Linked DNA regions of Mus musculus: all the other regions are linked to region 1. The links are chromatin loops, found by intact Hi-C in ENCODE. Cell type or tissue: heart. All regions are shown on one strand.

Region 1 (8,000 bases):
CTGGTCTACAGGGTGAGTTCCAGGACAGCCAGGACTACCCAGAAAAACACTGTCTTGAGGGGAAAAAAAAAAGAATTAAAAATTTCAGGGCAAAGTGGTACAAGTCTTTCACTCTAGGTTTTGTTTTGTTTTACTTTAAAAAAAAAAAGATTTATTTATTTATTATATGTAAGTACACTGTAGCTGACTTCAGACACACCAGAAGAGGGCAGCAGACCTCATTACGGGTGGTTGTGAGCCACCATGTGGTTGCTGGGATTTGAACTCAGGACCTTCAGAAGAGCAGTCAGCACTCTTAACCACTGAGCCATCTCGCCAGCCCTTTGTTTTACTTTTTTTTGTTTGTTTGTTTAAACATGTTTATTACAACAGATACAATTCACATCTGACTAGCTTTATTTCTCCTTTCCCCTCCCACAACCATGTTCATTGGGCCACTTCCTTGTATTTGAGCAGTTAATGTACTTTCAGCACACTTGCCCAGCAGTACTTCTTAAAGTCCATTCTTAGATGAAAATGGATTTCAATAAGTTATACAAACATGGGTTATGCTTGCTCACTGTGACTTCCAGCTACTGTACATAGGAATGACAAGGTTATAGAAAAGTGCCACAGCAACAGTGCCCCAAGAAAGGAAAGGGGGCACCTTAAAAAAAATGGATAAAATCAGGCCAAGGAACTTCAGAGGGAATGGAACATACAGGAAATGAAAACATATCTTTGCAAAACAAATGGAGCAGCACTGCTCTTGATCAGGTGCAAGTGCTGGTCAGTTGTCTCATGATATTTGTACACTGCTCATAAGGTTCAAAATCGTAACCTCAGACACAGATCACCTGGCACTTGCACTGGATTTTTGAAAATTCGAGATTTCTAAATGATAAATTAAACCCTCCCCCCCAAATTTTTTCTTTTTCTTTTTTTAAAAAAAGGTAATTTTGCAGACAGGTTTCCATGTAAAAGGCTAGGTATTCAGCCACCTCAGCACTGATTAGTTTCAGATGTCTAAGCTCTGTTACATTTTGGCTTCCCATGGCTTCACTCTACAAAACATATTTACAACATGAAGATACATCTACAAGAAAGCTACATTTCAAGGGTTTTACAAATCAATCTTGTATATTTCCCCTGAATTGACTCTCACAGACCCCGTCCCCTTGTCATTTCATTTGCCCAGCTTAACGGTCCATAGTCTACTTAAATGCAGCTCAAAATGTTATGACTGGGCAATAGATTTACAGTTCCTCTATGAGATCATGTGCAATTATTCACATCTTCAAACCATGAAGGAATTCTGATTTTTTTTTTTTTTTTTAGCTTTTCGAGTTCCTTAACTTGTTGTCTCAAAAATAGTATCCTCTGCTCTCGCAAAGTTGCTTGAATTTCACATACTCGAACTAATGATCTCAAATTTTCTAACTCAGTACATATTTCTGACATATGTACACTTCCCATATTATGGGCTTCTTTACGCAATCTTGATGCCTGCTTCTCTGCATGGTCTGCGGGCCACCCTTGAACATGCTTTATGAGATTATCATTGACGTGCACCACTAGAGTAGAGTTAATGAGCACGCAGATCTAGCAGATGCATTCTGTGGTACAGCAGTTGCAGCTGATGCATTACTACTGCAAGTATGATTTGGACCAGGTGATGGACTTCTCCGGCTACTTAAGCGCTGAAGACTTCGTGGAGAAACAGGATCATGGCTCTGCTGCTTGTCAGCAGTTACAGGCTGCTGTGTAGCCGAATGTGACACTGGTCCTTGCTTAACTACTGGAGTACTAACCTTTGGCTGGGATGAAACAGGTGGAGTACTCATCAAAGGTTTCATAGGGACCGTATTAGTTTGAGGTGTGCTTATTCTTGGAGACACATAGGATCTTGGGGATGAAGCATCAGACGTCAGAGACATTGGAGACTGATTAGATGGCTGGGCTTGTGTAGAAAGCTGGGCAGCTTGAGAAATCAGCGAGGTGATGTTGAAAGCAGATGGTCCAGCAGTAAGAAACTTGTGGATGATAGACTGCAAGGAAGCTTGTGTTACAGCTGCTGTAAGAATTCCACTGGTGAAACCACGAGTGGCTGTTGCTTGCATCACCTCTCTTCTGTAACCCCTGTCTTTTGGGAAACTATTAACTGCCAATTTATTTGCTTCTTTTTGTCTCTGTTCTCTTTCAAGCCACTCTTTTGGTTTCTCCCACTGTGAAACTTCTGTGCAACAACTGTAGTAGTAATTTTTTCCAGATGAGCTAATGTGCTCAGACCAATCATCTGCAGAATCATAAAGTGCATCTGAAGTTTTGCTTGGATTATTGCTTGGATTAGAAGAATGTGAATTTGAACTATGTGGTTGTGTGAGTTTTCTTGTGGAGAGTAACTGGTCCCACCGCCCCTTTCTCTAACTCTCTGAGTGTGCACGTTTTTGGCCTTGTTGTGACCTGTGCTGTCACTGTATTTGTTTTCAGGACTATTAGATCTCCGCAACATTTTGTTTGGTGGTGAAGGATCTGCGGCGTCTCGCATCTTTTCATGTCTGTGATCACCACTACTGGGGTGACTCTTTGAAGAATACTTAAGTGCCTGTAAAACATCACCCCCCTGGAAAGGCTGAAAGTCCCCTCTCCGGTCGTGACAGCCATCACTGAGTCTCTGCTGTTTCCTCGCATACATTACCATCAATACCCGGCTGTGTGTGTGTGTCGGGGAGGGGGAGAGCGGCCGCGAGGCAGGCGCGCGGGCGGCGGGCAGCCCGGGCACCAGGTCTCAGCGCACCCTCGGCGGCTCGACTACCGCTTAGGGTCGGCTAGGGCAGAGGTGCCAACTACGGGGCGGCAGCGCGAGCCGTGGGGAGGGGGTGAGAGGTCGTGTTCCGGTCCCCGCGGAGAGCGAACGCCTCCAGCACCTTCCCTCCTCCTGCTCCGCCGCCGCCGGGTCCTTCTCGCCGCCTCCTGCCGCTGCTACAGCCGCCGCCGCTCCACCAACTACATCCTTGTTTTACTTTTTAAGACAAGATTTTTCTATGTAGCTTTCTCTGTCCTGGAACTTGCTTTGCAAACCAGACTGGCTTCGAACTCAGATATCCACATGTTTTTGCATCTCCAGTGCCACCATCACCTGGCTGGCCGCGTGTTCTTTACTTGGACATTAGGAGGCATGGCTAATGTACTGGGATTAAAGGCTTGCACCACCACATCCTGGATCCTGCTGGAGTGGGTTTTAAATGCAGAATTAAAGTTCCATTTGAGTCCTTACTAAAACCTATCAAAATCCAGAATTTTCTTTGTCCTTTATCACACTTTCCATTCCCTAACTAGAGCAGCATCCCCCACCTTCCCTCGAACGTGAAATCCCCAGGTTCGGAAACCTAACAAGTTGGAGGGTGCCGGCAGAGGGGAAATTGGAAGCGGAAAATCAGCCTTCGACAATGAGAGCTACTCCCTCTGGTGGTCAATATGAAAAGCTGCAGCCAGAAGAGCTTAAGACTGGGTTGGTGATGGCTCAGAAGCCTGAGCTGAGGGGTTGAGGCTGGATGCAGGCTGACGAACTGGTTCCGCGCTGCTAGCTTTGGCTGGAGATGAGCAGTCTGTTTTTCTCTCCGCACTGTCAGGATGGAGGATCCTGAGCTTCTGCCCTGAGTGTCAGGTACTGTGAGAATGAGACCTTACCTCATCTTCAAAGCAAACTCAGAGGCGTAAACCATTTCAGCTTACCGAAGTAACAACACCTCCCTTTCGGCCTTTTGTTGTAATGGGATCGTTGTGAACCCACGTAGGCCCTGGCATTTTCTCTTTTCCTCACACAGGTGCCCTTTCTCCAGATATGTATGACGACTCCAAGTTCACTGTTCTTCACGTTGCATTTCTTTCTTTCTTTCTTTTTGTTTGTTTGTTTGTTTGTTTGTTTGTTTTTTCGAGACAGGGTTTCTCTGTGTAGTCCTGGCTGTCCCGGAACTCACTTTGTAGGTTGGCCTCGAACTCAGAAATCTGCCTGCCTCTGCCTCCCGAGTGCTGGGATTAAAGGCGTGCACCACCATGCCCGGCTCACGTTGCATTTTTAAAAAAGATTTATTTATTTCATGTACGTGGGTATACTGTCACTGTCTTCAGACACAGGAGAAGGCAGCTTCGGATCTCATTACCGATGGTTGTGAGCCACCATGTGGTTGCTGGGAATTGAACTCAGGAGCTCAAGCAGTCAGGTCTCTTACCCACTGAGCCATCTCTCCAGCCCCCAAGGTCTCTGTTGTGGTCGACAGCGGCATTTCAGCCAGTGTGGCCAATAGGAACGCCACACTCTCTCCACAGGAATCTCTAACGCAGGGACCTCCGCCCACCTCCCACTGGGAGGTGTGTTCTCTGAATGAGGAAAGGTGAAGCTGAGGCTTTCTGTCCCCACTTCAAGCTCTCTGAGAGCTGAAGGAAGTCCCTTCAGCCGAGGGTCCTTTTCTGCAGGCAGGACTGTGAATTTGGCAGGCTGGCCCGTGCAGCAGTGTCCACACTCCCGTGTGGGGTGCTGTTATCTCAGTAAGACTCTGTGGTGAACTAAGTTTAAAGTTGAAGTGCACAGCATGGTAGGGGTTCTGAGACGTCTATCTGGAAAGAGACTGAGGTGTGGCTGGCGCGCCTTTAGTCCTTGCACTTGGGAGGCAGAGGCAAAGGCGGAGGCAGGTGGATTTCTGAGTTCGAGGCCAGCATGGTCTACAGAGTGAGTTCCAGGACAGCCAGGGCTACACAGAGAAACCCTGTCTCGAAAAACAAAAACAAAAACAGAGAGAGAGAGAGAGAGAGAGAGAGGCACTGCTCGACTGTGTGTGCCCAAGCACTGCAGCTAGAGGAAACGCTAGAGACTGGCTGTTGGGTCTCAGGTTGAACGTGGTTCTTCCTCTCCTGGAAATGATGTAAATTCTGGGCATATATGGAAGGACGAACATCCCGACCCTCACCCAAGGGGCCCTCACCCAAGGGGTTAAGCCATATATTCTTGTTTGTTTGTTTGTTTGTTTGTTTTTCGAGACAGAGACAGGGTTTCTCTGCGTAGCCCTGGCTGTCCTGGAACTCACTTTGTAGACCAGGCTGGCCTCGAACTCAGAAATCTGCCTGCGGTTAATCCATATCTTAACCCCCTGAACCGTAAACAATGCTTTATATGTGGCAAGAGGAATGTGGCAAGCATGACTAAAGGGAAGAGTCTGAAATCACCTCATGTGACCCTACAGTTGGCTGTATGATGTCATCACAGAGATCCTTGTAAGATGGCAGTGGAGGGCCAAGGGCACAACAGAAGACAGCTACATGGTGATGGAAGAGAGGCGCTTGGTAAGATGCTCTTTGAACCACAAGGAAGGGACCACATGGGGAACAGAACAAGGCAAGATGATAGGCTCTCTCACAGAGCATCCCGCAGATCCCCCCTTGCTGACACACTTTTAAGCTGGGTGTGACACTGTCTTTTCGTTGCTATGACAGAATACCCAAACAAAAGAAACTTCACCATGGAAGGATTTATGCTGACTCAGGCTTAGGGGTACAGTCCACCAAGGGGGAGGGGGAGGCAAGGGGTGGGAACATCAGGCAGCTGGCCACATTATGCCCACAGTCCGGAAATAGAGCCATACACACAGGCTTCTGCTCAGCGACCTTTCTCCTTTGAAAGCAGCCTGCAGCCTCAGCACCACCTATGTTCTGAGTGAGGCTTCCTTCTCAGTGAAACCTCTGGCCAAGTTTCACAGACACAACCAGAGGTGTCTTTCCTAATTGAGTCTAAATCCAGTCAGGTTCACAGTCAAGACTACCTACCTATCATGACACCGACTTTCCAACTTGTGGCCTCCATAAGTATCGACTTCTGTTGTTCGAGGTAGCCTTGTAGCAGCCCAGGATTACAGCCCTCCTCAGGCCCCACTAGGGCTCAGTTCCCCAGTATTTTTCTCTTCTATTCCCACAGCAACACCCTCGGCTGGCAGCCAGATCTCCTCATACCAACAGATTTGTTTGGTTTTGTTTGTTTTGTTTTGTTTTGTTTTTTTGGGACAGTGTCTCACTATGTGGCCCTGGCTGGCCTGGAACCCACTATATAGATTGAGCTGGCTTTGAACTCACAGAGATACATCTTTTGCTGCTTTCCGAGTGCTGAGATTAAAGGTGTGCATCACCATGCCTACATGGCTGTCCTATCCCATCCTTGAGAATCAAACACCACTTCCTTCTGGAGCCTGCTGCGGCCAGCCATTGGTGGGAGGGGAAAGGCATGACTCTTAAAGTGGGGAGCTCCTTCTATCTCCATGGACCTGTCCCCCTGCCAGGCGACAGGAAACTCTGCAGAGGTTTGGCTGGTGGAATAAGTGAGTGATATGTACAGTGAGTGATATGTACAGTGAGTGATATGTACAGTGAGTGATATGTACAGTGAGTGATATGTACAGTGGTGTGGGGATGTGCTCTCTAGGCCTCCAGGGGAAGGAAATCTGTGCTCTGCTGGACCTGGTGCCCTCCTGAGCCTGGGGCTCATCTTTAATACAAAAGGTCACTTTGAGTCTTGGGCAGGTTTCCTCAGACACTTCACAAACCCTCCAAGCCTTCAATGCCCCCAAACTGACACTTTTTCTTTTGTACTCCCTGGCTCTGGGTGGTCCCACCACTCACCTGCCCCTGCCCCCAACACAGGACTCGGGAGCAGGGCACCCAAAGTCTTCCTCCTTCCTTACCTCATATTCCATTCTTTCTTAGGGTGTGTACTCGTTCATACCTGTGCCTATGTGTGCACCTTTGTGGAGGCCGAAGGTTGTCTCTGTCTCACCAGCACTGGAGTGACAGATGTACACTGCTGGCTGGGCCTGGCTTTGTATGTGAGGTCAGGGATCTGAACTCAGGGAATCGTGCTTGCTCAGCAAACATTCAACTCACCTGGGCATCTCCTCAGCCCCCTGCTTCCAGTCCTTTAGAAAGCACAGCTACTTCTACCAGGTATCGCTCTCTTCCTCTTTCAGCCACATCCCACACTGCCATCTGCCTGATCACTTCTTTACTGGCCTCATCCATGCTGTCCTTGACTCCGGGTCCCATCCATTTCCTCCTTCACAGAGCAGAATCACTGGAATTTCTAGAACCTATTTCTAACCATGTTCCTCTCTTGCTCAGGCAGAGAAAGGCCCAGACAGGATTCCCTCCTGTATGCAGCCCATGGGGCCCCTCATCTTTGGACATCATCCGCGTTTCTTAAGAGACCACAGTGACTGATGGCAATGGCCCCAGTGTCACCTGCCAGCTCAGTTGTGACACTCAGTTCCATTTCCCTCTGTAGCCACTGCCGTGACCTGAAGAGACACTGCTCTGCCAGGCCAGGAGAGTTCTCGTAAGGCCTTCTGGGACCTGAGATTTACCCTTATCATGGTGAGCATTATAAATGGCTCCTGCATTAAACACTATTTACTGCCGTAAACATTTTAAAAGGATTTTTATTATCTCCAGTTTGGGAAAGAGCACATTACTCATTCTCTTTCCGAGACTCGAACTTGTATTGATAATAACCGAGATGAGGCTGTCCTGGATTCCCCTCGACTAGCTGGCATAACACCGCTCTTGTAGAGGTCGGAGAGATGGCTCAAAGGTTCCCAGCACTTGCTGTTCTTGCAGAAGACTTAGGTTCAGTGTCCAGCACCCATGAGGTGGCCTCACAGCTTCTGTAACTCCAATTCCAGGGTCTAGTGTTTCCTTCTGGCCTCTGAGGACACTAGGCCCTCAGATGGTACACACACACACATGAAGGCACTCATATATGCATGAAATAAAAATAAGTACATCTTTTAAAAATAATTCATTTATTTTTATTTTATGTGCACTGGTGATTTGCATGTATGTTTTGCATACATACGTGTATGTTTGTGTGAAGGTCTTGGGTCCCTGGGAACCAGAGTTACAGACAGTTGTGAACTGCTATATGGTTACTGGGAATTGAACTGGATCCTCTGGAAGAGCAGCCAGTGCTCTTATCTGCTGAA
Region 2 (8,000 bases), 200 kb after region 1:
CCTCCTCCACCCACCCACCGCTGTCTCATTCCACCACAGACAGGGGCTTTTATGAATGAGGGAGGAGCCCAGACCAGGAAGGATTCTAGGGCTCCAGAGAAGACTGAAGCAGGGAACCCCAGCTTAGTCTTACTTAGTTTGGGGTTTCCGGTGCCGGTTGGCACAGATCTCTGTCCCTGAAGGTACCTCAATGCTCATTACAGCTGTGCCCCACACTTCCCATGGAACATACTAGAAGCTGGGCTGGGGATATAGTTCAGTTGGTAGTGTCTGCCTCGCACAGTCAAGACCCTGGGTTCAGTCCCCAGCCTAGCGTAAGCTGAGCATGCTGGTGCCCATCTGTAATCCTAGCACTAGGGAGGCAGCAGAGGGATCAGGAGTTCAAGCTACATGAGACCTGATGTCAAGAGAAAAGCAGCCAAATGTAGGAGACCTAGGCTGCCAGTCCGACAGACGACATTGTGAGCCAAGTACCCCCTAGTGTGAGCCCAGCCCCCTCTCACTGCACAGTTCACAGGCTACTGCCCTGGTAGAGGCCTGATGCCAGAGAGGCCCTTGTTTTCCACTTTGTCCTCATCTTGTCTTCATCTTCCCTTCTCTTTCTCCACGTCTCTTTCCCTGGGATCTGCCTGCCTTTCCTGCCTCTGCCTCTGGTTGGCCTCTTACTGTCCATACAGCCTTCAGCTCATCCCTGGCTCTCTCCTTCCCTCCTCTTCTTGCACTATGTTCTTCCTCCTCTTCTTCCTCCTCCTCCTTATCTTTTTTTGTTTGTTTGTTTGTTTTTTTGTTTTTGTTTTTGCTTTTGTTTTGTTTTATTTTGAGACAGGATTTCTCTATATAACCCTGGCTGTCCTGGAACTCACTCTATAGACCAGGCTGGCCTTGAACTCACAGAGATCCACCAGCCTCTGCCTCCCAAGTGCTAGGATTAAAAGCACTGCACTGCACTGCCCCTGCCCAGCCTGTGGGCACGTCTGCTTTCTTTCTCCTCCTCCTTTCCCAGACAGAGGTCCCCTCATTCTTGCCCTGACCCTCTGTCTGGTACTTTCCTCTCCAGATGGGGCTGGTGGTCATCCTGGCCTCCACGGTGGTGGCCATGTCTGCAGTGGCCCAGCTCTGGGAGGATGAGTGGGAGGTGCTGCTGATTTCCCTGCAGGTGAGTGAGGCGGGCTAGGGACAGGGACACTGCCACCCCAGGACCCTTGCAACCCTTTATCACTCCTGTTTCTCCAAGGCGCAGAGAGGAACAGGGAGGGGTCTGCACAGCAGGCTTCCCAGCATCCTCAGTGGGCAGATGGAGACAGGATTGCCTGTCTTGTAGGTAGAGACGGTCAGCAGCATGCTGGTGACCTGAGGGTCTGGACCTGCCTTTGAGTCCCTGGTCCCTCCTGCCTCTCTTCACACCCAGGGCACGGCACCATTCCTGCATATAGGGGCCCTGGTGGCCATCACTGCACTCTCCTGGATCGTCGCTGGACAGTTTGCCCGTGCAGAGCGGTCCTGTGAGTACCCCTTAGAGAGGGCCCACCCATCCTGACCTCCATGAATACAAATGCCAGCTTAGACTGTCCAGGGACTCTACCTGGGTGGTCTGGGAATGAGGTGGGGCCCTTGTGCTCAGCATCAGGGGCTGGCTCCAGGCTAGTCATAGATGCTACCAAAGAATGCTCTGGGTGGAAAAAAAAAAAAAAAGAATGCTCTGGGTGTCCATGTCTTCCTGTACATGTGTGCCTAAGTGTGGGGTTCACTTCCTGTCAGAGCAAAGGCCACTCCACAGAACACCACGTTCTGACTCCAGTCTGGCTGGCTAGGCATGGTTGGGCCTGGTGAGAGATGCACAGTGGCTCATGGGACGTTCCTACTGCCCGTGTCTGCAGCCTCTCAGCTCACCATTCTTTGTACCTTCTTCGCCGTGGTCTTCACCTTCTACCTGATCCCTCTCACCATCTCCTCTCCCTGCATCATGGAGAAAAAAGACCTGGGCCCCAAACCTGCCCTCATCGGCCACCGAGGGGCTCCCATGGTAAGCACCCCAGAGGGTGGACCGGGGCAACAGCTGTTGCAGGAGAGGAGCATGTGGGAAATAAATGTCATGTCTGTGGTAGCAGATGTATCGCCAGCATAGAAGGACTTCCTGGTTTTGGTTTGATCTGCTTGAGACAAGCTGGGGTTTAAACTACCGCCAGCCTTCCTGCCTCTGCCTCCTGAGTGCTGGGGTTACAGGCATATGCCAGCACGCCCAAAACATAAGGACTTAAAAGCAAACAACAGGCTGGGGAGATGGCTCTGCAGGGGAAAGCACTTGCTGTAAAAGCCCGGCACACTGAGTTTAATCCCTGCCACCCACATAAAGATAAAGGAGAGGATGTTCTTCGTGTGCACTGAAGCATGTGTGCACATGCTCTCTCTCTCTCTCTCTCTCTCTCTCTCTCTCTCCCTCTCTCTCTTTCTCTCTCTCTCACACACACACACATGTATATACATACATAATGATAATGACTATAACACCACACTGACAATGTTTAAAAGTATTTATTTTCACTTTTATGTGTATGGTTGCTTTGCCTGACACCGTGGAAGCCAGAAAGGGGTGTTGGATCCCCTGAGACTGGATGGAATTACAGACAGTTGTGAGCTGCCATGTGGGCACTGGGAATCAAACCCAGGTCTTCTGAAAGAGCAGCCAGAACCATCTCTCCAGCCCCCAAATTAACAATTATTTAACATGACCTAATATCATAGTTATTTTTCCTTTGTCTCCAAAAATATCTTTCTGTAGTGCAGACTTTTAAAATCATGATCCAAATGACATCATGCAGCCCATCTGCTTGACACATGTCCCCCGAGTGCCTTTTCATCTGTGACAGCCCCTCCCCCAGTCTCCTTTGTGCTATTTATCTGTTGATGAAGCTGTCTCTAGACAGCCTCCCAAGCTGTGCATTTGGCTGCTCCATCCTGCGGTGGTGACTTGCTCATTATATCTGTTGTCCCATTTCTGAGATAGGGTCTCGGTGTGCAGCCCAGAATAGCCTGGAACTCACAAACCACCTGAATCCCCATCCTGAGTGTTAAGGTTACAGGTGTGTGCCCCGTGCCTGGGTGTGGCGTTCATTTTATGCTTGTTTGGTTTTTACCCTGACACAGGATAATTAGTGATGCATATTTGCAAGTCACGGTGTGGTTCTCAATTGTACAATGCATTATCCTCACACCGCAGTGATCCACCTGTCACATCACACCCTGTTTCATTGTGTTAGGAGCGTCCAGAATCCTCTCCTTTGCCTGTTTGAAAAGACACAGGGAGTTAGCATTTACCACTGCCACCCTATTGCAGTAGAATGCTAGAACCCATTCACATGGCCCATCATTTCCACCTGGTGACCGGCCTCCCCTCCCCCTCCTACCTTCTATTGATCATTATTCTGCTCTTTACTTCTGTAAGGTCAACTTTAAAACAACAACAAACAAACAAAAAACCCTCAAAACACCTTTTTTTTTTACAAAAAAATGTGGCATTGTGATGCCTCAGGACACGTGTGGAGATTCAGCCAACAATTTGCAGGTGACGGTTCCCTCCTACCAAGCAGTCCTGGGAATTAAACTCAGGTTGTCAGGTTTAGCAACAAGAATCTATACCTACTAAGCCATTTTGCAGACACTTTAGTGCTGTTTTTTGGGGGGCGGGGGGGGGTGTGGAGGCACGGATAGCCAGTGCTCTCTCCATGTCACTGTGAATGACTGTGTCCAGCCAGAGTCACCACGAGTGTGTTCCTGTGAAGGCTTCACAAATGATTGCCAGCCTTTTGAGTTGCCAGGTCTAAATCCAATCTCTGGTTTGGTGCTGACCTCTAGTGGTAGGAAGAGGTATGGCAATTTACTCTGCACAGGACCAAAGGAGACTCACTGCCCAGCTAGATACCCACAGAGAACAGTGATTCCCATATCCCCAAAGGTCTGAAGAGAGGGTGGGTCCTTAGGAGGGAGGATTCACCCAGGGTTGCAAGGCAGGGTCATGTAGCTCAATGGCTGGAGTCAACCTTCTGGGTGATGATCTGCCCTAGGGTTGCAAACTTATTGTTAGGTGTCAAGCATGAATTTGAGTCCATGTGCCAGTGTAGCGATGGAGAGATTATTATTATTGCTGTATAGATGAAGAAACTCATCACACCACAGCAACCCCATCCTCTCTCCTTCCCCCTCCAGAATCTCCCCCCAGACTGGGCTTTGAGATTAAGCCAGAAGGGACCAAGCACTCAGTCTCTGCCCAAAGCTACTGTAGGCCCACAGGCCTGTGGGGAAGGCCATTTGCTTCTAGAGTCTTGTTCAGTGCCTGTAATACAGCAAGGACAATGTGATCAGAGTGATTATTTGCTAACTCTGTTATTATGGCTGTGTCAGGCATTCATATTCATACGAGTCCATACCCAGCACACTGCCTGTCCCTTCCCCCCAAACCTCCATGAGGTATACATATTATAACAAATGAAAACATGGAACCTTGAAGCAGCTGTGTGGGTGCCCGGGTTCCCATAGCAACTCCACAAAGGAGCCAGAATGAGAGGCAGACCTAGCAGGGGGCACCTCCCACTGGCTGGGGAAGGGTCACCAACTGGACCCTAGCTCTGCCGTCACCAGTCCTTCCTCTCCAGCTGGCTCCAGAACACACAGTGATGTCCTTCCGGAAGGCGCTGGAGCAGAGGCTGTATGGGCTGCAAGCTGACATCACCATCAGGTTAGTATGGCAGAGAAGGGTGGTGGCCATTCTTCACCCCACCCCCACCTCTGCATCTGGGTCTCCTCATAAAAACCTCCTGCCCCTGGTGATAGGAGGGGGGATGAAGACTTGGATGATCACAACAAGCCAGGCATCCTTTTAGAGGTTTGTGCTAGACTCCAGAATAGAAAGAACAGACTACTGTCCAGTCAGGGTTTAGGTGTGGGGACACAGACCTGTTGGGAAAAAAATGACACCTGTGAGTCTCACGCCTTTCATCCCAGCACTCTGGAGACAGAGGCAGGCAGATCTCTGTGAGTTTGAGGCCAGCCTTGTCTACAAACCGAGTTCCAGGACAGCCAAGGCTACACAGAGAAACCCCATCTCAAAACAAACAAACAAACAAACAAACAAACAAACAAACAAACAAACAAACAGATCATATGGAAGTGATGTGAACATTTCCATCTCTAGATGCAGCATTTGTGTTAACACGAATGTCAACCAACGGGGAAACCCATCCCAACCTCAGGGGTAACTCAAAGGATACCCCTGAGGCGGAGAGAAGGCAGGGCCACCAATTACTGCCCCACGGGGTGTACAATATACAGCTACACCACATATGTGAGGTTACCACTCCTGGTGTAGACCACATAGATTATACGCCCCACGCCTCTCCATAGGAGTGGATAAAATTTCTTGAGGAACAGGGAGCGAGGGAGCCCTTTATTATTATTCTACACTAAGGAACTCTGTGAGCTGTGGCCAGTCCTGGTGGGTTATGAGGATGCGGGAAGTATGTGGACGTTGTCTAAGGGACCTGTGCAGGCACTGCTATCAATATGACATTTCAAGGACTTGGTTTGAGGCCAGGTTCCACCATTTAGTAGCCATGGACCTTGAGCTAAACGCTTCCTGCTTAGCCTCCGTTTTCCCCATTATCAAGCGAGGCAGTACTTCCCTTCTATCGTTGCTAAGTGCACAGACCCACTTTCCCCAGCCCTCCCCTCCCCAGCTGTCTTCCCCACTTGACCTTCGTAGAGAGCCAAGGACTTGTCCCTTGAACCCTTTGAGGTCCTCACTGGCCTAGGGGGGGATCTGCAGCTGAGATGGACACAGAACAGCTATGTCGTTTGAGGGCGGGGAGTAGGGAGGGTGGTGATGGGAACAGATGATATCTCTGAGTGGGCGGTGACAGTGATCCTCTCCTGCAGCCTGGATGGTGTGCCCTTTCTCATGCATGACACTACCCTGAGGCGGACCACCAATGTGGAGCACCTGTTCCCGGAGCTTGCCCGCAGGCCTGCTGCCATGCTCAACTGGACTGTCCTGCAGAGGCTCAATGCCGGCCAGTGGTTCCTCAAGGTTTGCCTGTACCTGGGCCTGCCTTAGGCATGGGAGACATGGAAGGCTCCTAAAGAAGGAGGCAGGTGGCCTTCAGCTCAGATGCTCCTGACCAGGCTAGCCAGTGACCCCCCCCTCTGGTCCCTTGCATCTGGACCCCATAGCTGTCACTGCTTGTGTGGGGTCTCTGTTGATTGGCTTTCCCTCTCATGGATGCTGATCTTTAGTAGACTTGCTGAAGCTGCAGATGCAGGGCTGGGGATGTAGCTCCGTTGGCAGAGTGCTCACCTAGCGTGTACCAAGCCCTGGATCCTTCCCTAGCACCACAGAACCCTGATGGGGTAGGGCAATCCCAGCAATAGAGATGAGGGTAAAGCGGAACAGGAGCTCAAGGTCATCTTTGACTACAGAGTGGACTCACGGTCACGCTGGACAGGCTCTAAGCAAAGGATTCACTTGGAAAGCGAGGGTGGGGGAGATAGGGCGGGGAACATAGAGGCAAATGTCAGGCACTCCTAAGACCCCTACTGGGCCACAGTCAATTGCTCAACATATCCACAGCCACTGGCAGCCCCGGGTCTCCATGCCCCATGGCCAGGAAGGAAGGCGTTTGAAAGCTCCAAAGACCTAATGATAGCATGCATGTCCCTGTTTCTACCAGACCGACCCCTTCTGGACGGCCAGCTCCCTGTCACCCTCCGACCACAGGGAGGTTCAGAACCAGTCCATCTGCAGCCTGGCAGAGCTGCTGGAGCTGGCCAAGGGCAATGCCTCGCTGCTGCTCAACCTTCGGGACCCGCCCCGTGATCACCCCTACCGTGGCAGCTTCCTCAACGTCACACTGGAGGCCGTGCTGCGTTCAGGCTTCCCCCAGCACCAGGTGGAGCCCAGTGGGTGACCCCTGCTTAGCCCCCTGCATCAAGACCTGTTCCCTTCTCCAGACTTCAGTTTCCCTGTTGGCGAAACAGGGCTGTGTGCACCTTATTTTCCTGACTGGCCCATTGTGGGGACAACAGATCCTTTGAATCTCTCAGAGGAGGGTGGTGGCCCACATTCTCTGGTTACTTGAGTGGAACCTGGCCCAAATCACTGTGGTGTGACCGTTTGGGAACCTGATACCACTCTGACAACACAGTTTCTCTAGATGCTCTTGACTGTGGTCAGAGGAGGGGAGGGTGGGCTTGTCCATCTTGTCTTGACCAGGCAAGCTGCCCAAATTGTTCACTGTGGGCTCTACTGCTTCGGACAGGCCCCACTTTGACCCTTGAAGGGTCTAGGAAGTCTCAGACCCTCTCCCCGAATCTGGAGGTGAGAGGTCTGACCAGCCTGACCACCCTGTCTCCTGCCGGCAGGTCATGTGGCTATTTAACAGGCAGAGGCCTTTGGTACGGAAGATGGCTCCTGGCTTCCAGCAAACATCTGGATCCAAAGAAGCCATCGCTAACTTACGGAAAGGTCACATCCAGAAGCTGAACCTCCGCTACACTCAGGTGTCCCACCAGGAGCTCAGGTGCCTGCCCTGTGCCACCCAAGGTGGCCCTGGAGGAGTGAGGGACTGTGTATCCCCCCAGTTCAACCCTCCACTTAGCACATGTGGGCACAGTGCAGAATACACAGGGAGCCTTGGCACACAGGGTTTGGGAGTGAGATGGGAACCACTGAGCAGTGCTGGTGCCCCTGGACACAAACACTTTCCTCCTGGGGTGGCTGAGAAAGTGTCTGGCTATCAGAGGGGTGCTTCTCCAGCTCCCCACAGCAAAGCAGCTAAAGACCTCTGTCCCCTGCCCAGGGACTATGCATCGTGGAACCTGAGTGTGAACCTGTACACTGTCAATGCACCGTGGCTCTTCTCCCTGCTGTGGTGTGCTGGGGTCCCCTCCGTCACTTCCGACAACTCCCATACCCTTTCTCGGGTGCCTTCTCCACTCTGGATCATGGTGAG
Region 3 (8,000 bases), 140 kb before region 1:
AATGAAAAGCTACCAAGTTATATCAAACAAATATTATAAACGTAAAGTTTCAGGCCAGTCACAGGGCCTCGTGCCTATAATTCTAGTACTTACTGGAGTAAGTACTAAGGCTTAGGCAAGAAGATTATTCAAGGCCAACCTGAGTTACATTATAAGATTTTATCTCTAGAACTGGTGAGATGGCTCAGCAGTTAAGAGCACTGACTGCTCTTCCAAAGGTCCTGAGTTCAAATCCCAGCAACCACATGGTGGCTCACAACCATCCATAACGAAATCTGATGCCCTCTTCTGGAGAGTCTGAAGACAGCTACAGTGTACTTACATATAATAAATAAATAAATAAACGTGTTTTTAAAAAAAAATTTATCTCTAATTACTTAAAGTCTGAAATCCTTGCATTAGGTTTGCTTATTCTTAAACTTGGCATTAGCTAGCATGTTCTCCCACTGTTCTAACGTGAGATCATCAAAACGGCCAATCAATACTAGGAAAGGTGTCCAGTCAGAACAGTCTATGAGGACGTACAAACTGACGTCACAATGATACCACAGTCCCACCACAATGACTGCAATAGACACTGAGTTTGGGCTAGGATCTGGAACAACTCCAGAGCCTCACACTGTCTAAGGGACAGAGCTGGTACAGAAACCTCTGCAATCTTTTGACAAATGTCTTCTACAGCTGAGCAGAAAAGCCCATTACTGACGCTCTGCATGGGCACACACACACTCACAGACACAGACATAGTAACATAGACACACACTCACACAGATACACACTCACAAACACAATACACTAACACAAACACACACACATATGGAAATGCATTCTTCTGTTCGTTGAAGATGTTCTCTAGAATCAGTGAATCACTACATGCACCAACAGTCTCACAAGTATGCTGAACAAAACAGCATTTGCCACTTGAGGGTCAAGCTAGGCAGAGGTACTCTGCTGTGGGAACCAGGGAAGGGGGAGCTTGCTGGTCTCTTTGGGAAGTGTTAGTGACTGGAAGGCGACACAGGAGAAAATAATTGTGTTCCATTCCTCTTCTGTTTGTTTGTATGTTTGCATGTTTGACACAGGACTTTTCTATGTAGTTCTGGCTGTTGCAGAACTCACGATACAGATCACACTGTCCTGGAACAGAGCTTCGCCTGCTTCTGCTTCCCATTTGTTGGTATTAGAGGTGTCCACTACCACACCCTGCACTACGTCCTTTATTCGTTGTTTATTTCTGTTTTTCAAGGCATGGTCTCACTGTGTTTCACAGTACCAGCTGATTGCTGCAACTCCCACGCTGGCCATGACGTGGAGATTTACCTGCATCTGCCTCCCAAGTGCCAGAATTTAAAGTGGTGCACCACCATGCCTGGCATAAAGGAGTGAAATGGGGCTTCGTTGGTTGGTTGGTTGGTTGGTTGGTTTTTTTTTTTTTTTTTTTTTGAAATTTTTAAATGGGGGGCAGGAAGTGACATCTTGACTACCTTGATCTCAGTCAAAAGCCTGAAAGGCGAGCACTGGCTCACACTGCCTGAAAGGCGGCCACTTAACTCCCTATGAGATCACAACAAATACGGGCTCTAGAACCTAAAACAGCATCAGTCCAGATCCTGAACCACCCATGTGACAAAGTGTTAAGAAAAAGCATGAAGTAACCACTCTCCTCCAAAGTGAAGATGCCTCGGAGGATCCATGCTACAGGGTCAGGGGGGTGGGGTACGGAATATCCTCCAGTGTACCAGTCTCTGCTGAGACCTGCCCTTGGAGGAACCAGGGCTTATTTCATAAGAAGACAGCTGGCCTGGGCTCCCTTATAGGCTGCTACGCTAACACAGCAGTGTTCTGACAATCTTCTCCCCACAGACTTTTCTCTGTGAGCTTACAAAACAGTCGCCAGTACACAAGGGAGAATTCTCAAGTTGGTACATGCAGACACAGCCTACCATCTATTCATAGCTACTGCCCAATATTTTTTTGTTAAGATTTATTTTATTTATATGAGTACACTGTGGCTGACTTCAGACACACCAGAAGAGGGCATCAATCCCATTACAGATGGTTGGGAGACACCATGTGGTTGCTGGGATTTGAACTCAGGACCTCTGGAAGAGCAGTCAGTGTCTTAACCACTGAGCCACCTCTCCAGCCCCCATGCCCAATATTTTTTTTAAGATTTATTTATTTATTATATTTAAGTACACTGTAGCTGTCTTCAGACACTCCAGAAGAGAGTGTCAGATCTTGTTACATATGGTTTGTGAGCCACCATGTGGTTGCTGGGATTTGAACTCAGGACCTTTGAAAGAGCAGTCAGTGCTCTTAACCACTGAGCCATCTCTCCAGCCCCCATGCCCAACATTTTTGATCCATATGATTTTTTAAATTTCTCTTTCACCTACACATACCAACTCAATTTTGAGGTGAAAGAGACTGTTCAAATAGTAACGTCAGGTGACCCAGTCTACATCCACTGACTACTAGGACTGCTATAGTCTTAAAAGTTCACTGCCTACAAATTGCCAACCAGAGGACATAAGATCACTACCTCTTATCAGGAGTTTTAAAAAGCCTTTATCAGCTGGGGGTTGGTGGTGCATGGCTTTAATCCTAACACTAGACGCAGTGCTCCTCTGAGTCTCCATAGTGTGTTCCAGGACAGCTAGGACTACACTGAAAAACCCCATCCCAAAGAAAATTAAAAATTGTTTATTACCAGCATTTGTTTCTCTAAACTGTTTAATAGCAACTACATAGTCACAAGAAACACAACTAAAAATGTATAAAAGCTGTACCAATTTTTAAAAAGCATATTCAGAGTATCTCTTTACAATTCATGCTGGCTTTTTTAATTAGTAGAAGCCCAGCAAACTCCCTCCCTGCCCTTCCTCAGCTCAGCTCAGGCCTCCTGACCCAGCTGAGGGATGACTTACTGCCAGCAACCTTCCCTGACTGCTCCCCCAACCCCGAAGTAAATCAGAGTCCTACAGTCTTCGCGGCATCTTCTACCTGAGCTAGCTCAGCCTAGCTCCCAACTGTGGAGCCAGAGGAAGCTGGAAGATTGATGGTGATGCAGTTATTTACCCCAGGGTCACAGTTTTGGCATGAGCAACACAGAGACAGCTCAAATGTTAATTTATTCAGCCGCAGTTCCACAGAGGCACTGGAGAGAGACTGGAGCACCCCACAGGCAGTCAGTAACTCACAAAGACCTACTGATCCTGCCCATCTTCCCATCTCTGCTGAAAAACAACTCCAGTCATGATGCCAGTGATGGCTCTGCTAAGTTGTATCTCGTGTTTTCTCTAAACATGTCTGCTCTGGGCTTTGTTTATGCAATAGTAAGGCTCACTGACCTCTAGGTCAAACAGCTGAAGGAAGTGTGTGTGCGGTTAGAGCCTCAGAACTTCAGTTTTATTTGTTACAAGCTGTGTGCAGCCCACATCAAGTTCCTGGCCTGTTCCCTCACTTTGAAACAAGAATACACCCTACCTTGAAGCATTGTCTTCCGTGGGAAATAATGTACAGAACTCACCTAACCTGGTCACAATCACACCTCTTCACTAAAGAGACTCGTGTAGAGAATCTCCACACACCGACCCGCTCTGGGTATCAAATCAACTTTGGGGGCTCTGGCTAGCCACTCCCACTATTACTTTTCAATCATTTTAGTCACTCTAATGGCCTGTCAATCATAGTACGGATACAGTCTCTAAAAAAAAAACAATAACAACAGAAATAATAATAACTTGGGGGAAGGTATGTCTAGCTGAAGTCAGAGGCAAACAAAGCGGAATTATCCCCATTAACTGTTATTAACTAAAGGAATGTGGAAAAGAACTGTGACTCTGGCATACAACCTGCAGACACACTTCCGTCCCCCTCCCTCCCTATCCGTATCCTTCCCACCCATCTCCATTTTGATTTGGTTTCTTTTGGGAGGGAGGGATGAGGAAAGAGGAAAGGAGGGGGGAAAGAAAGGGAGAAGGAGAGAGGAAGACAGAGAGGTGTGGGGGAGAAATCACTAAAGTTCTCAAGTATTTAACCACCAGGTGGCAGTCTTCTGGAAGCCCTGTGCCTACAAGCACACCCTTAAAAAGCTGTAACTGCTATCAAGTCTTTTCAGTTAACCATACCTTTGGCACTAGATATTCTAACTTTACAATATCTGCCTCGATTGCAAAAGCAAAAAAGTCCTGTATATGATTTGCATCAACATCTAAATTTTTTTTAAAATTTTTTTTATTTATTTTATTTACATGAGTACACTGCATCTGTCTTCAGACACACACTAGAAGAGGGCATTGGATCCCATTACAGATGGTTGTGAGCCACCATGTGGCTGCTAGGAATTGAACTCAGGACCTCGAAAAGAGCAGTCAGTGCTCTTAACCACTGAGCCATCTCTCCAGCTCCCTAAATTTTTAAAAACATCAAGTGTTCATAATAATATAATCAGAATTCTCCCAGCAATGCAGTGAGTAGAAATGAAATAGCAATGGTGTGGAACCAGCCAGAAGCCCTGGCTGATCGGGTGTGTATCCACAGGACTGAAGACTACAGGCTGCAGAGAAAAGCATGCATGCGCCAGCAGACACCCAGGGCAGTATTTACAGCAGCAGGATGCACGCTGGCTCGAACCAGAAGTCAAACATGCTCACCAACAGGGGAAAAAATGATCACCTATTATATTCACTCAGTAGAATACACACAAACAAATCAAACACAGCACACAGGGCCAGCTGATCCTGACAACCAAGCCAACACACAGGTGGGCGCCAGTCACCAGGGGCTTACTGCATTACTTCATTCACACAAAACTCAGAATCAGGGAAACTGCCCAGCAGCACCGTTGTGCATCCTCACACATACACACAATTCCACAACGACCCTTTCCAGATGGAGAGACGTGGGATGCTCGGTAGCTCGTTGTTTTGGTTTTGGTTTCTTGGTGCCAGGGTCTCACTGTGTAGCTGAGGCTCACAACCCTCCTGGCTATTTCCTCCCAAACCCTAGTATTACAGGTATGTACCCATGCCCAGCTAGACACGGCCAGCTAACTGAGCAAGGCTGTTATCACCCAGAAATTAGTCCTGTATACAGAGGCCTGTACAAACTACTTTTATGAATTTTACCCAAATAAATACAGAATCAAAAATCATTAAATTTTTTATAAATGAAAATGATGCAAAATTAAAGTTTACAACAATTTAAAAAATCAGAAACAACTGAACATTAACAGATCTGTGCATGAACCACACATAACCAAAGAACCAGACCTCAACGCAAACCACTCACATCTTAAGAATCAGGGATATACGCGGTGTCACATGTACCTGTTGGGAAACAAACTTACCAAGGAATTCTTAATCACTTCACTCCTATAAAATTCTGGAAAAGAAGAAAAACAACAGTAAGTGACAGGAAAGACAAGCAGCTCGTTAACTAAGCACTGTAAGGCTCTGGCGCTCTAGGAAGGCGTCTAAACTGATCCAGCGCCTGCCATCTTTACCAATGAGAATAGAAAACCAAAATTAAGTAAAAGTCTCTTAAGGAGGAAAAACATCAGTGAAGCACATCACAAATTGTTCAGATTTAGTCTCGGAATTGTTACCTGTCTCCTTCTGCAGCACATTCTAATTTAAGCCCTTAAAAATCCAAATGTTCTCCTTTTCCCATTTCTACTCACTCCTTTCTTTTCATGTGAACACAATGAGGGGGGGGCGGGGGGGTCCTTCAGGGGGCTGAGATGAGGTCAGGATTCTTTCCCTATTCTCTTTAAGGCAGGATATCTCAATCAAGCCAAAACCTCCTCTACACAGCTCGTGTGGCCAGCCAGCTGGCTCTGGGGATCCATCTCTGCCTTCTGGGGCTAGATTACAGGTGGGCTGCCACAGTCCCCCTGCATCCAGGTGGGTCCTGGGAATTTAAACTCCAGTTTTCATCTGTCCAGCAAGTACTTTAACCTCTGACTCCCAAATCCCCCATTTCCAGTATCTATGACTGATTCTCTCTGTTCTTCAGGCACCTCTAGAACATTCCCTCATAGGAGTGTAGAATGAATACCAATTTAGAAACCATGTGACCCAAGCTTTATTTGTGCTTGTGCTAACATTCTACCTCTTCAACTTTGTCAGGCCCTTTCTCAACTTGGAAAATTTGGATAGCTGAAGTTCTTCTGCAAGCATTAAAATTTCATGATTCCAGGGCTGGAGAGATGACTAAGAGCACTGACTGCTCTTCCAGAGGCCCTGAGTTCAATTCCCAGCACCCACACGGTGGCTCACAACCATCTGATTCCCTCTTCTGGTGTGTGTAAAGACAGAGCACTCATATACATTAAATAAATAAATAAATATTTTTAAAATGTTCATGATTCCATAAACCTTCATATATAGCATCAAATGTTACAAAACCAAAAAATAAATAAAATAAAATAAAACTATGCTATAGGTCCTGATAGACATTCCCGACAACCCTCCAGTGCTCTGCAGCCACCCACCCAGATTATCTCCATGCCACTGTCAATGCAGACCCTAGGGACTCCTGGAGTCCCCTGTTGCTACAGGACAGTGTTTCTCACATGTGATCCACACACTACTGGTACTTGAGATGAACTGAGGCACGATACATGGACAAAGGCCATGATTGCAATGTGTGCCTAGACACTCCATTTGTTACTGTGGGCCCAAACCCTATAACTACCGTGTCCTCATCTCTCAGAACTGTCCCTGGCACAAGGACAGACACTCAGCCAATTCTGTTTTTATGAATGAACAATGACATGCCCAGGGAGTGCACTGATGTCCACCCTTGCAGGGAAGCTCTCCCTCCCAGCAGCTCTGGTGTTAAGGCATTTCCTTGTGGACAGGCTGCCTGTGCTACTTCACCCTCATCTTCCACACAAAAGGGCACTTACTGTATGTTTTGAGAACATCTCACAACACATTAAATGCAGGAACAGGTTCTGCCAGAGGATTTACAGCAGGGTCCAATTTTTCTAATTAAGCCAGCAATGTTTATCTTAGGTTACAGCTCTAGGCTACTTACATGCACTAGCTGAATGGTGGTTTGATTTTTTTTTTTTTTTAATCATGAATAACTGTGGTAAGTTATCTCCGGTGATTAAATGAGCCAATTCCATCCTTAAAGGCAGGTGTATTGGGAAGCAGCTCTCTGGTGGGTTCACTGGGCCCAAAGAACAAGGCCAGGGAGACAGAGGGAAGGGGGAAGAGAAAGAGAGAAAGAGTGTGTGCACTGCAGGGACAGAGACCAAATGTCTGATTTACAAAGGAAAGCTTCTGGGGGAGGGGAAGCCTGGCCCCACAGGGGGCGGGGCGTGCCAGCCACGCCCTGTAAAGAGCAGGGACGGGGGATGCGGGATTTATATATTTTGGTATATAAAATGTGTCCCAGGTATAAATCCCTAGAGTATGGAATAAGAAAATTCTATACTTTTAAAAGGGAATATCCTGACGTTGCTATGGATTTTAGCATCTTTCAGATAGTGCTAGAAATAAACAGTCTTTCAAAGATATATAACCTAAACGGTGTGGCTTAGAGAAGTACCATTAGAAACAAAACTGCGAGACCCACTAGCAAATGGGTTCCACGCTAGCTATGACAGACAAGTCTCTGACTAAACTGTGCGATCCCTCCACTTAAGGAAGACTCATTTCCCAGGCTCCCTACAACTCTAACTCCCAAACATTCATCAAACACTGCAGCCACTTACCACAGGATCCCGAGTATATCCGTCATACATGCTTGCATGCATGTATACTTTCATGCATACACACACACATACATACATACATACAAACAAACAAAACAAGATTTTAAAGGAGTCTCCCTGTGCCTTCATTTGTCTGGTTCTGTTATTATTGGGATTTGTTCTTACTGACACTGTCTGTGGTCTTGGACCAAACCCAGGGCCTCACACATACAATGTCAATGCTCCCCCAGTCCACCTTTAGTCCTAGCCCTGAGGCTTTTTTTAAACA

Evidence for each region. Hi-C counts contacts between places; a loop is a spot of excess contacts. Peaks named below come from ENCODE experiments on the same cell type or tissue, not always from the same donor. Only the 100,000 strongest peaks of a DNase experiment are listed, where the experiment ranks them.
Region 2: a loop joins it to region 1, with 4 times the contacts of the local background. A loop is called at or near these places in 2 of 42 quality-filtered maps.
Region 3: a loop joins it to region 1, with 4 times the contacts of the local background. A loop is called at or near these places in 9 of 42 quality-filtered maps.

What each region holds. Positions count from the first base shown.
Region 1 is chr7:99,246,294-99,254,293 of GRCm38, forward strand. It overlaps Gm34062 (a long non-coding RNA gene), which reads left to right and starts at 5,219. Exons shown (of 4, transcript XR_378360.2): 1 at 5,219-5,319; 2 at 6,730-6,966; 3 at 7,141-7,392. It also overlaps the pseudogene Gm18943. In heart, a CTCF peak has its summit at 3,447 (motif pointing left); a DNase peak (open chromatin) is centred at 3,129; H3K4me3 peaks cover 1,085 bases; H3K27ac peaks cover 465 bases; H3K27me3 peaks cover 2,405 bases.
Region 2 is chr7:99,447,065-99,455,064 of GRCm38, forward strand. Gdpd5 (glycerophosphodiester phosphodiesterase domain containing 5) reads left to right here. Exons shown (of 18, transcript NM_201352.3): 8 at 1,058-1,156; 9 at 1,409-1,502; 10 at 1,878-2,023; 11 at 4,650-4,732; 12 at 5,929-6,079; 13 at 6,720-6,938; 14 at 7,411-7,568; 15 at 7,848-7,995. Among named protein-coding and RNA genes, the nearest start is that of Klhl35, 15 kb to the right of the region's middle. In heart, a CTCF peak has its summit at 3,863 (motif pointing left); a DNase peak (open chromatin) is centred at 3,798; H3K27ac peaks cover 489 bases.
Region 3 is chr7:99,103,710-99,111,709 of GRCm38, forward strand. It overlaps Uvrag (UV radiation resistance associated gene), which reads right to left. Exons shown (of 15, transcript NM_178635.3): 3 at 5,354-5,388. Among named protein-coding and RNA genes, the nearest start is that of Uvrag, 33 kb to the right of the region's middle. In heart, a CTCF peak has its summit at 4,049 (motif pointing right); no DNase peak of the experiment used is centred here.